4 separate regions of the Homo sapiens genome follow, and all the other regions are linked to region 4. A link is a contact called in ENCODE Hi-C data. All regions are on one chromosome and are shown on one strand. The core of a region is the stretch at or near the end of the contact, and the rest is flanking DNA. Distances in the headings are between cores, read along the strand shown.

Region 1 (2,700 bases), core at 87-2,586, 3.1 Mb before region 4:
GTGTACGTAAATCATTTCCAACTTGATTTTAGTAACTCTTGAAAACTTACACCAACTTCGGTTAGAATCTCCAGAGTAAAATTACAAAGTTATCAACCTTTTGATTTGTGTCACAGCATGAAAGGTTGCTCTATTTTATATAAACCTGTTACTGCAATCATTTTTAGTCAACCTGCCTAATGAAAATGGAGTCTAAACACTTTGTGCACAGTCCTTTTATAGGAATTATGATCTTTAAAATACTGTGCTTGCTGCTTTTCCTATTTTTGGGGTAACTGAGGTAACAAAACTGCGTATGGCTTTATTTTTCCATCCCTTGACTAAAGGTACCTAGAACTTCAACCAAGTACAAGTAGCAAGGTTCACAGCAAACTGCAATCAGCTTCACAGATGGAGGGTTTTATATCCCAGAGTGTGGTCAACGACTCAAAAGAGAATTTCAAGTACCAGTTTCAAAATGCTAATTAATATCGTCCAGAGAACAGATTCCTCCTCTTGCGAGGCGTCTTCCGGGGCACCAGCGTGCTTCTGGCCGGCATCTGCGCCGTCGGCGGGGTAGGCGGCCTCGCCGAACGGGTGCTGCTCGACCGTGCCGTCGTAGTACACCTTCATCTCGAACTCGCTCTCCAGGTGGGAGGGGTGTCCATAGACGCCGATGCCCACTGGGCGCCGGAAGTGCGCGGGGATGGACACGGCGTCCGGGCCGCAGGTGGCCGATTGCAGCTCGTAGTCGTCGAAGCTGGGGTGCAGGCTGCTGGCGGAGACGTACAGATCCGCATCTCCCTTGAGGCTGCGCATCCTGAGGACTATCTTGCCCTCGTGGTTCAGCCGCAGGTAGCTGTAGTTCCCGGCGCCTATCTGGCCCTGGACGACGTGCAGGAGCACCCACTCCTCGGGGACCTCCTCCTCGTCCGCGCAGCTTCCCGGAGACAGGACCTGCGAGGCTAGGAGCAGCAGCAGGGCCGTCGTCCAGGGCGCGGCCCTCCCGCGGGGAGCGGCCATGGCTGGCGGCTCAGCTCCGGGGCCTGCAAGTGGGTCAGTGCTGCTGGGGACACCGGAGGCGCTCAGCACCGGAGCCTGTCCCCGCCGTCCGCACGCGGGTCCACGGCGCGTCCAGGCGCCTGGTCTGTCGCTGGGACTGTCCCTTCCCACCCGCGTGAGGCCCCGGGGAGGAGGGGTGGGTTAACCCCTCCCCCGTAGCGCGGCGCCCACTCAGGGCAGGGGCAGGGGCAGGGGCAGGGCCGCTGTGGCACCCTCGGACTCACCACCACTCCCCGCAGGGGGCCGCGCTTTATACATCCGGACCCGAGGCCGGAGCCTCGCCGGAGGCGGAAGTGACGCTAGGTCCGTAAGTGAGCCGGCCGGAAGCGAGGCTTCTCCAGCTGTCGCGAGATAGCGAAAGGGGCGTGGGCGCGAGGGGCGGCGGGCTAGTAACCATAGCGGCTCGCGTGGGTCGGCTGGCAAGTAACCATAGCGGCGAGCGTGGGGCGGAGTGTGGCTCGGTAGTCCTCTGCGTGCCCTCCTGGGAGCTGGGTGCTGTGAGTCCTCCCCTAGCGGGCTGGTCTCGGCGCGGAGTCGGCGCCGAACCCGAGCTGCTGCTCTGGGGCGTGTGCCTAGGGCGCAGGGCTGGAGCGCGGGGGCTGCGCGGTTGCTCGCGGCTCCGCTGAGGTCTCTAGGAAAGGGGGCGATTTGAGGGTTCCGCCGTGACCGCTTCCAACGGCGGACACGCGCGCTCTGGACCAGAGCCGTTGCCCGCTGTCTCGTCACCCGAAGCCTCCTCCTGACGCCGTGCTAGTGCGAGGGTCTCCAGGGGAATTCGGGGCACAAGTCGGGCCGGAGCATCCGGGCGGCCGCTTGAGATCGGCGCTTTGAGAACTGAGCGCATGTGGAGTTCGGAGGAAAAGGGCTCAGGTGGTTATTTTAATTAAAGCAGCTGTGTATAAGGAGCACTCAGATCTCTTTAAAAGATTCAGTAGTTTAGGAACGAACCAGGGCTGTAGAAATGCCCGGCCTCCTGCACCTCCCGTCGGTTCTGAGCTCCGAGGGCGGGAGCGTGGACCCTGAGGGCTCGTTAATTATGCCCCACTGGCCTTTCAACCTGCGTGGTAACTACCAGGCTAGGTTTTCCTAACTCGAGCCAAACAGCAAGTTTCTGACTTGATTATCACTAAAAGAGAAAAATTTCGATCTTTTCTAATCAGAAGGGAGTAATTTTCTCTTTTTAAAAATATTCGTATGTACATTAAAAAAACGGAAATGCACAGGATTTTATCAGTGGTACTCCTCGAGTAGTAGAGTTTTCATCTTTTTATGTATTTCTAAATTTTCTACAATTTACACACACTGCTCTGTACCAGTAAAGGAGTATTAACTCTACAGCTTCCAGTTTATCTGGGATTACTATCTTGTGTTTACTGACTTAACTTTAAGACTATGGTATCTTTAGCAATCACTTGTCACTGCCTTTTCCTGAAGTGCTTACCTAGTGTTAGGTGCACTAGAATCTCACTAAAATAATAAATTTAGTTTATTTTCCCTGACTTGTTCTGTGCATGTATGTACATGGATATTCCTGGGGATATCCTGTGACATTGATTATCCCCTAGGGTTGGCACAGCAGGGAGAGGAGGTAGGGATAAAAAACTTTATTATTTCTGCATTGTTTAAATGTTTTGTATTGTATTGCTTTTGTAATTCAAA
Region 2 (2,700 bases), core at 68-2,567, 3.2 Mb after region 4:
TGTCGTTCATCAGCTGCATCAGGTAATCTGGGGTGGGCTTCGGCTTCTCCTTCGTTTCCATTTCCCCGACCATATTCCAGGCTCCGCAGCTCACTCCGCCCGCCGCCGCCGCCGCCGCCGCCGGAGAGGAGGGAGGGGCGGGGGCGAGCCCCGGCCGCGGGCCGCTCGGGACCCGGCGTCCCGCTCCGCGCCGGCTCCCGCTCTGGCTCCCGCGCCGAGCCCCGGGGCGGCCGGCACCGCGCGCTCGCCCGCCCCCCGCAGGCACTTTCCGCCCGGGCCCGACGCGCTCCCAGCCGCCGCCGCTCTCGGCCGCCCGGCTCGGCGCGTCCCTCACGAGGCCGGCGGGCGGGCGGGAGGCGGGTCTCGGCTGGCCGAGTGCGGGCGCGGGGCGCGGGCTGCTGGCGCCGGACGAGGAGGAGCCGGGGCCGCCGCTCGCTCGGCTGGTCGAGCCCGCTCAGCGCCGCCGCCGCCTGTGCCGCGGGCTCGGGGGGTCTCTCTGGGCTGGTCCCCGCCGCGGCGCCTCTGCCGCTGCCGCCGCGCTCCGACTGCGCTCCTCCTCTTCCTCCTCCTCCTTCTCCTCCTCCTCCTCCTCACTCACTTGGCGGCGGAGTTCGCCTCAGTTCAGGCGGCGCTGCCAGCGGCGGCGGCAGCAGCGGCGGCGGCGGGGGGAGGGGCAGCGGCGCGGGGAGGGCCGGGGGCGGGCGGCGGGCGGGGCCGCGCAGGGCGGCCGTTAGCGGGTCCCGGCCGGCGCGCTCCCGCTGCCTGCTGCCCGCCGCCCCGCGACCGGGGCAGCCGCCGGCGCCGCGCCCCCTCCTCCCTGCCTCCCCGGCGGGGCGGGCGACGGGGGCAACGGGAGTGTGACGGACTGCGGCGCTCGGCGGGCCTGGGCGCAAGGACTGGGTCGCCGCCGTGCGGGGCGCCCGGGGCGGGTGGGTGTGGGCTGCGGGGCCGACGGCCGCGGGGGGGGCGCGGGGCTTTCCACGGCACGGGGCGGGTGGGGCTGCGGGCGCGGTCGGGGCTGGCGCGGCAGGCGAGAGGAATTCCAGCGGGACGCGCCAGCGCTGCCTCCGCCTCGCCTCCCGTTACTATAGTTTTTTCAGAACCTCTTATCCACCCCGCAGAAGAGAAATTTTTTTTTAACGTCCTGTTGCTTCACGGGGGACTTTCGGGGTGGGCATCACGTGGCCCGACACGTAGCCGTGGGGCTCCAGAGCGCGTGCGCGCGTCGAGCCCGGTCGCCACGCCCCTTCCGAGGGTCGCTCCGCCCCCGTCGGGCCCCGCGAGCGCGCGGTGGGGGAGGGGAGGGCCCCGGAGCGCGCCTGCGTGGGGCGGGGGCGGCAGCCGACTAGGGGCTGGGTCTGGCCGTTTAGGGCCGGGTCTTGGCCCGTCGCCCACGGTGCGGAGGGCTGGTGGGCTTTCCTTGGCCGTCGGGCCCGCCACGGCGCGGGTCTTGGCTGCGGGGCGGAGGTGGGGCGGGAGAGCCGAGGATAAGAGTTTGAGGCTTTTCGAGGCGCGTGCCGCGGCGTCCGCCTCTGCGGGACTCTGCGCCGGGCGCCCTCGGCCGGCGCGCCCGGCTCCCGCTTTGTCGCCGAGGGAAGCACGCGCGACGCCCCTCCCGTCGCCGCCGTGGCTTCTTTCGGTGTTCGTGATTTGCTGAGAGGCTGGAAAGCAGCACGGCGGAGAGGAGCCTTGCACTCGCCAGGCGGGAAGCCTGCGCGGACACGCGTGCGCACCCACGGGGCGGCGGGCGGGCGTGGGGGGTCCGGGCCACGCGGGCGACGCGCCTCTAGGGAAGCGATCTTGTTGCACCTTCCCGTTATTCTGAAAGCAAATCGTAGCCAGACCCGAGCGCAGCGGCTTAGCAAATAATAAGGGGAGCGTCAGTCGTGCTCGAAATGCTTCCTTCGCGATGGCGTCAGTGTTCCGTGAGGGAATGAAGCCGCAGTAGGAAATAAAGAGGCTGTGCGCGTAGTCTGAAAAGCAGAAGTCAACATTTTTACAGATGAAGAAAGAATACGGAGGCAAGAGGTCTTTCTCTGCAGTTTGGTGGATTTCCAACATTTAGACTTGTTTGGAAGAATTTCCTCAGCTGCACCAATGAAGTCCTTGATCTATAGAAGTCGGCAGTCCCTAAATCTACGTCTGCATTTTGTTGCAAATCCTTTATAACATTCCATTAAAATAATGCAGAGTTATTTAATATCCAGTTGGCCATCGTGAGAGTAATTCGCGGCTGAGATTTTGTTAATCATTCTGTCTTCTGACTTAACAGTGAACGTAGGTGATTTTTTTTGTAAAATGTTGCTTCACATGAATTGTGAGAATCACCTCTAAGTTTGAATTGTACTGAAGGCACTATAAGAATTTCAAATGAACGCTGAGTAGCCAGTAGCCTTCTGGCCTTTTCGTTTAACAAGCACAGAGTTCGTTTTTAAAATTAAGTTACTTTGACAGAGGAAATGTAATAGCCTTGGTAGACAACATTAAAAATGTAACTGTCAGATGTTTTAAAGTCTCCAACAGCCGTATCTGTTTTAGAGCCATAGAATATTTACTTACTGAATTGCCTGTTTAAAGATGAACTTTCTAAATGCAGGGAATAGTAACTTGCAAAAAAGCTATGGTCTCTAAGTAATGAAGGCTGTTTCAGTACCTAGAAAAATCAAAATCAAGGTTTTGATGCTGCTAGTGTAAAAGATG
Region 3 (2,700 bases), core at 140-2,639, 3.9 Mb after region 4:
TTTAAAAAATATATACTATCATGCAGACAGCTAAAATATTTGTATATATTTTTAATCTTTTTTCTCTAATGATACTTAGAATATTTTATTTTTATTACTACAAATAATAGAGATGAAATATGAATTGTATTAGTAGCAGAGATATATGAGCTAAAGCTTGTATTGTTTAAAGCACATCATCTTAAAAGGCCTGTCAGGAAACAGTGTTCATATTAAGTTGGCTTTCAGTACTCTAAGAAGATGACATCATTTTGTAAGAGACAAGTGTTGTTAGAGCAAATGCTAGGATATTCTAAAATTTCCTAGGTTGAAGTGAAGAAATTTCTCATTATAGATTATTTCATGAGTTTATGTTCCCGGTTGTATATCAGCTCATGTTAAATTTTGCAAGAGTTTATGATTTCTAAGAACTCACCTTCTATAAGGCCCTTTGCTGAGTGGGGCTAGTTAGGAATTAGTAAGTAAAGGGGATCTTTTTTCCTCGTGTAAATAGCTTAAGAGTAATTTTGGGCGGTCCAGAAACCATAAGTTATCAGGAAGGTGCTTATAAATGGGCAGAGTACATCACTTGCCCAAGATTCTAACAACCTAGCCTGCCCCCCACACACTGTGGGGCACCGTTTGCTACTTGCCAAGTAACTGCCTTTTTTGGCAAAGACCACCCAGGACATGGCTCAGAGTCCATCCTAAGGCTGGCCAACCTCTGTAAATCTCGTGTCCCCTGATTCAGAGCGAGTGCATTTAATTCAGGAAGATCACTTACGACTGAGTTTTTCATCATGGCTTTGACTGTGAAACCCTCAGAAACCAGAGAGTGAGGCTGGTGCACCGGGAGCGGCTGTTGTGCCAGCAGCTTGGTCCTCTTCGGCATCTTGTCTGGGCATTTGTTTAAGCTCAGGGTCTCTTTTTCTGCCACCATCTTCCTAGAAAATGTCTTGTTCTCATAAAAAGTGTAGTAAAAGAATCAGTGGGCTTTACGGATGTGAGCAGGAGGTCTGGAAAAAAATATCAAAAGGCGCGATAATGGTAGAAATTCAACCCCTCGTAGTGCCCAGGTTGATCCAGATGTTTGGCAGCTCCTAGGTGAAGGGAGCTGGACCCTAGGGGCGGGGCGGGAAGAGGGCAGGACCTTGGCTAGAGCTGCAACAAGCTTCCAAAGGTAAGCCTCCCGGTTGCTAAGCGACTGGTCAACACGGCGGGCGCATAGCCCCGCCCCCCGGTGACGTAAGATTGCTGGGCCTGAAGCCGGAAAGGGCGGCGGTGGGGGGCTGGGGGCAGGAGGCGTGAGGAGAAACTACGCGTTAGAACTACGACTCCCAGCAGGCCCTGGGCCGCGCCCTCCGCGCGTGCGCATTCCTAGGGCCGGGCGCGGGGGCGGGGAGGCCTGGAGGATTTAACCCAGGAGAGCCGCTGGTGGGAGGCGCGGCTGGCGCCGCTGCGCGCATGGGCCTGTTCCTGGCCCGCAGCCGCCACCTACCCAGTGACCATGATAGGTACGTGGGTACCTGCCAGGTACAGCCTCTCTGCGCCGCCCCACGCCCCGGTATGGCGCCACGCCCCGCCTCGGCCGACCAGGACCCCCGGTGCCAACTGTCAATGACGGGGCCAAAGTGCCCGTGCCGTCCCCGGCCCGCGCCGCCGGGCTCCCCAGCTCAGCGACGCGGGTCCGGGGCCCCAGTGTGTGCGTTCGAAGCCCTCGCCTGCCCGCCCCTGCTCTGAGCGTTCTCATGAAGACCGCCTCGACGGGGACGCCAGGCGGCCCCGCACCCCCGCTCCTCGTTCGCGGTCCCCCGGACCGTGTGGGGTCCCGAAGCCTTCTCCCCGCCGCCGCCCCTCACCTTCGCCCCGCCGCCGCCCCTCACCTTCGCCCCTCACCTCACTGGCCGGTTGTGGTGCGGTTCAGGACCCATCGAGACCCACTCTCTGTGGGGCTCTTTCAGGAAACCGCAGCAAAGCATTAAACTCTAATGGAAGGCACCTGGTGAGGGTGGCTGGCTCCACAGAAACTCCTCCAGATAGATCTAAACTTGCTCCCTCGGATGTTTCCTTTTAAACTTCTCATTGGAGGGCTGAGATGAAAGAAACATTAAGAGTAAATAGTAGCCAAGATTAAATCTATTGCCTTTTGCAAAATAACCTTTCTTTTTTTTTTTTGTAAAAGAACGACCGAGGTGCAAGTTTGTGAACGAAACTTAGTGGCATCAGAGTTGTTCATGAACACTTGATGTGTAAGATGAGCAAAGGTCCTCTCTTCCAGGGTTGTTGAGCCAAAAGTTACTTTAGGGGCTATCCCTGAAAATTAATGGAAATGCACCATATGTTTGAAAAACAGTGCTAGATGGGGTTTCATTATTGTGGAGGTTTCTCCAGGTTATGTATGGAGGGTTTAGTGAGCTTGTTTATTCCTGAGGAGGGTCCTTTACAAAACACTTTTGATTGCAGTAAGTACGTTCGAAGTCAGATGTGGTCTGTCCAGAAGAAAGATGAGAGGTGGATTTATAAAGTATATGATCTTTATGCACTGAAAACACTTCTTACATCTGTTTATTTGTGAAGTTATTGTTAAAATGTAAACATTCTCCCCATCAGTGGGAGAATCAAGCCAGCTAACTGGCATGGTCTTTGTGGTAAAACAAGAATGTTGTCCAACTTTTCTTCCCTTTCTAGCATGGTCTGACTTTTGGTGAATGACTTGAAAGT
Region 4 (2,700 bases), core at 39-2,538:
ACATTCTGACCTCTCTACCCACCTTAGCCAAAATAGACTACACAAGTATTAACGCAACATCTGACTAGTCCAGGGAGCAAAACAACGCGAGGATTTTGCAGTTCGCACTGCAAAAGAGCAAGCAAGACTTGTCAACTCACCACCGCACTCGTTTCTGCTCTTTGCAGGTGGTGATGGTGCTATGTCAATGGGCTCGGTTTCTCCCTGTTTTTAAATACAAACTCAACACGTGCACAAGAGGAAAACAGAGCAGGCTGCACGGGGTCGTGAGCCCGCATTCTCGGCCCTGCTGCAGCCCTTGGTGAGCATTTCTAGGAAAAAAAAGAAAAAAGTGTTTCCCTTTAAGGCGGATCCCGAGCGGCGCTGCCGCCAGCAGCGGGTCTGAGGGCCTTGCCCTAGACCCAGGTCACCCCGCCCGGGTATTCCCAGCGCGGGCCCTGATAAGCCATCTGTGTAGACGTTTCCTAGAGCGGGACCGGCTGCGGAGGGCGGATGCGTCTTTGTTCTGCAGCCGCGGGAGGGAGGCGCCCCGAGGGCTGCCTGAGCCCCCGCCCTCGGGCGCCTTTGTCCGCTCCGGCGGAGGGAAGGCGCCGGTTCCGCGGAGGGCGGCTCCTGGCCGAGCTGCAGGGCCCGCTGGCAGGCGGCGGTCCCTCGCTCGCTGTGCCGCTGAGGTTTTGGCTGCGTTTGCTGATCAACAATTAAAGTTTGGTTCGGCAGAGAAAAACATGATGACAAAGTGTGCATAGGGATGTTTTAAGGAAGGAAAACATAATGACGGCCCCAAGCTGGAAGAAAGAGCAGCCGGGCCGAAGTTGCGTGACAGGAACGCCCGCGACTGCGCGGCTCCGGAGCAGCTGCACAACTCGCCCGGGCCGGGAGCTGTCCCGGGCCGAGGCTCATTAGGTATGCGGCGGCTGCGGGCACTGATTGGCGGGCAGTGCTGTGGGCGGGGCCGTGGGCGGAACCGCGTGGGGGCGGGGCTGCACGGAGCTGGTTCTTGTAGGAAGGAGTAGAAAGAGGAGGAGGGATGGGCACCTGGAACCACAGGGCGGCGCTGATGATTGGAGGTATCGGCAGAGGCGGGGCTCTCCCGGGCGGGGCGGTGGGCTCTCATTGGCAGTGCTGGTGGTGGGTGGGAACGGGAGGGGTGGTGAGCGCTGATTGGCCGTAGTGGCGGGGCGGGGCGGAGGAGGAGGAGGTGTGCGTGCCGGGGCGCGGAGCGGCGGGCGCTGATTGGTGGTAGTGGTGGTGGGCGTGGTGTAGGCGTGGCGCGTGGCCGGCGCTGGTACTCGCAGGGGAGGCGGAGAAGGAGGCGGAGGGAGCGATTGTGGCCCCGGCCGCGGTGGCCGGCGCGGCCTGCCCTTTGTGACCGCAGCTCGCGCCCCACGCCCCGCGCCCATGGCCGCCGTGCCGGGCTCCCTGGCCACGCGTGCCCGCCCGCGGACCTGAGCCCCGCGCCTGGGATGCCGGGGATGCGCGTCCCCCGGCCCTGCGGCTGCTCCGGGCTGGGCGCGGGGCGATGGACCTGAGCATGAAGAAGTTCGCCGTGCGCAGGTTCTTCTCTGTGTACCTGCGCAGGAAGTCGCGCTCCAAGAGCTCCAGCCTGAGCCGGCTCGAGGTAATGCGGCCGCCCTCGGGGCGCGCAGGTGCCGGGCACTGAGCGGGCCGTGGTCGCCCGAGCCCGCCTCGCCACCCCTGGGTGGACCCCGAGACCCGTCAGGGAGTTCAAGTTACTGGAAAGCTGGTCCGGTTCCGAAAATCGAACCAAACGGCTCCAAACGTTATCGCTGGGACTCCGTAGTAATTGGGCGGTCCGTGGGTCCTCGCGGGGGCAACTCCACCCCCACTGCATTTCCAGCTGGTTTCTCCGCCGCTGGCTGCACGGGGTGTGGGATGGTCCCCTGTGGGCCACAGGGAGCCCCGGGTGAGGAGGGGCTTTCTCTGCAGCTAGACCGCCGAGTGGCGCGGAGCGCTCCGCGGGGGTCCCTCAAAGTCCCGAGTGGAGAAGCCCCCCAGCTCCGCCCTCCGAGGCGCTGATCAGGTGCTGTCTGCCGTGCCCGGCCGGCAGGTTCCACCTTATCTTGTAGCTCATTCGTGCACTTGAAGTCAGTGTAGAATTCACAGAACGGGGAAGAACAGGCAGCAGCACAATCTGCTTAGGCGTCTAAAACGGCGTTCAGGAGTAAAGAGCCTGATGCAATATCCTCGCAGCGCCGAGGCTGATACAGATTCGTCCTGAAAACCCAGAGTACTCCCAAAGCCCTGTCCTTTCTACCTGTCCCGCATCTTGGCATCTTAGAGTTTCCTTGTGGACGGTTCTCTCGTGGTGTGTTTTATTTCAACCATCAAATCTTATTCTCTTATTCCCAGTGTCCAAATCACATTGTTGAATCTATAGATGACAAAACAGTGAAACGTGTTTAAGTGAAAAAGACATGGTGATGGGGAGACTGAGGCTGGGACCCAAAGATTTCGCCTGACACTGTCCCGCCTTTGCCTCAAGGCTGGCACCTGTGGGGTTTTGGTTGGTTTGTTTCAGCTGGAACAATCTCAAATGTTTCATCTTGGTTTTCTTTGTCCCAGCTGCCATGATATTAGACACAGACATGGGTTCTGTAACCATTGAGAGACCTGAGGAATAGACAAAAAAGTAGAAGAGAATTACTTGTTTAAAAAGTTTCTCTTATGGCATCCCTAAAT

The links. A loop is a pair of places that touch in the nucleus more often than their neighbours do. Pooled maps may share reads with other maps.
Region 1: a loop to region 4 is called in a map of CD8-positive, alpha-beta T cell, with 7 times the contacts of the local background. The contact joins the promoter of C6orf120 here to the promoter of RPS6KA2 in region 4. A Hi-C loop is called at or near these places in 1 of 168 maps with a recorded cell type or tissue (CD8-positive, alpha-beta T cell), 1 of 37 single-sample maps with no recorded cell type and 11 of 50 pooled maps.
Region 2: a map of B cell shows a loop between it and region 4 (24-fold over the local background). The contact joins the promoter of CAHM here to the promoter of RPS6KA2 in region 4. A Hi-C loop is called at or near these places in 3 of 168 maps with a recorded cell type or tissue (B cell, CD8-positive, alpha-beta T cell and naive thymus-derived CD4-positive, alpha-beta T cell), 1 of 37 single-sample maps with no recorded cell type and 11 of 50 pooled maps.
Region 3: a loop to region 4 is called in a map of naive thymus-derived CD4-positive, alpha-beta T cell, with 23 times the contacts of the local background. The contact joins the promoter of PRKN here to the promoter of RPS6KA2 in region 4. A Hi-C loop is called at or near these places in 1 of 168 maps with a recorded cell type or tissue (naive thymus-derived CD4-positive, alpha-beta T cell), 1 of 37 single-sample maps with no recorded cell type and 9 of 50 pooled maps.

What each region holds. Positions count from the first base shown.
Region 1 is chr6:169,700,762-169,703,461 of GRCh38, reverse strand. It overlaps C6orf120 (chromosome 6 open reading frame 120), which reads right to left and starts at 1,336. Exons shown (of 1, transcript NM_001029863.3): 1 at 1-1,336. The coding sequence starts at 1,002. The coding sequence ends at 427. It overlaps WDR27 (WD repeat domain 27), which reads left to right and starts at 1,433. Exons shown (of 26, transcript NM_182552.5): 1 at 1,433-1,911. RefSeq lists a silencer at 970-1,339 and enhancers at 1,390-1,479, 1,800-1,879.
Region 2 is chr6:163,412,567-163,415,266 of GRCh38, reverse strand. It overlaps CAHM (colon adenocarcinoma hypermethylated), which reads left to right and starts at 1,317. Exons shown (of 1, transcript NR_037593.1): 1 at 1,317-2,202. QKI (QKI, KH domain containing RNA binding) reads right to left here and starts at 549. Exons shown (of 8, transcript NM_006775.3): 1 at 1-549. The coding sequence starts at 73. LOC124901234 (basic proline-rich protein-like) reads right to left here. Exons shown (of 4, transcript XM_047419614.1): 2 at 1,182-2,653; 3 at 599-1,018; 4 at 91-302. The coding sequence starts at 2,061. The coding sequence ends at 91. RefSeq lists enhancers at 1-644, 645-1,297 and silencers at 221-1,040, 1,131-1,910.
Region 3 is chr6:162,726,455-162,729,154 of GRCh38, reverse strand. PRKN (parkin RBR E3 ubiquitin protein ligase) reads left to right here and starts at 1,389. Exons shown (of 12, transcript NM_004562.3): 1 at 1,389-1,493. The coding sequence starts at 1,487. It overlaps PACRG (parkin coregulated), which reads right to left and starts at 1,181. Exons shown (of 5, transcript NM_001080379.2): 1 at 764-1,181. The coding sequence starts at 919. RefSeq lists silencers at 1,561-1,782, 1,272-1,811.
Region 4 is chr6:166,625,839-166,628,538 of GRCh38, reverse strand. RPS6KA2 (ribosomal protein S6 kinase A2) reads left to right here and starts at 1,288. Exons shown (of 21, transcript NM_021135.6): 1 at 1,288-1,618. The coding sequence starts at 1,520. RefSeq lists silencers at 529-588, 839-1,008, 1,069-1,418.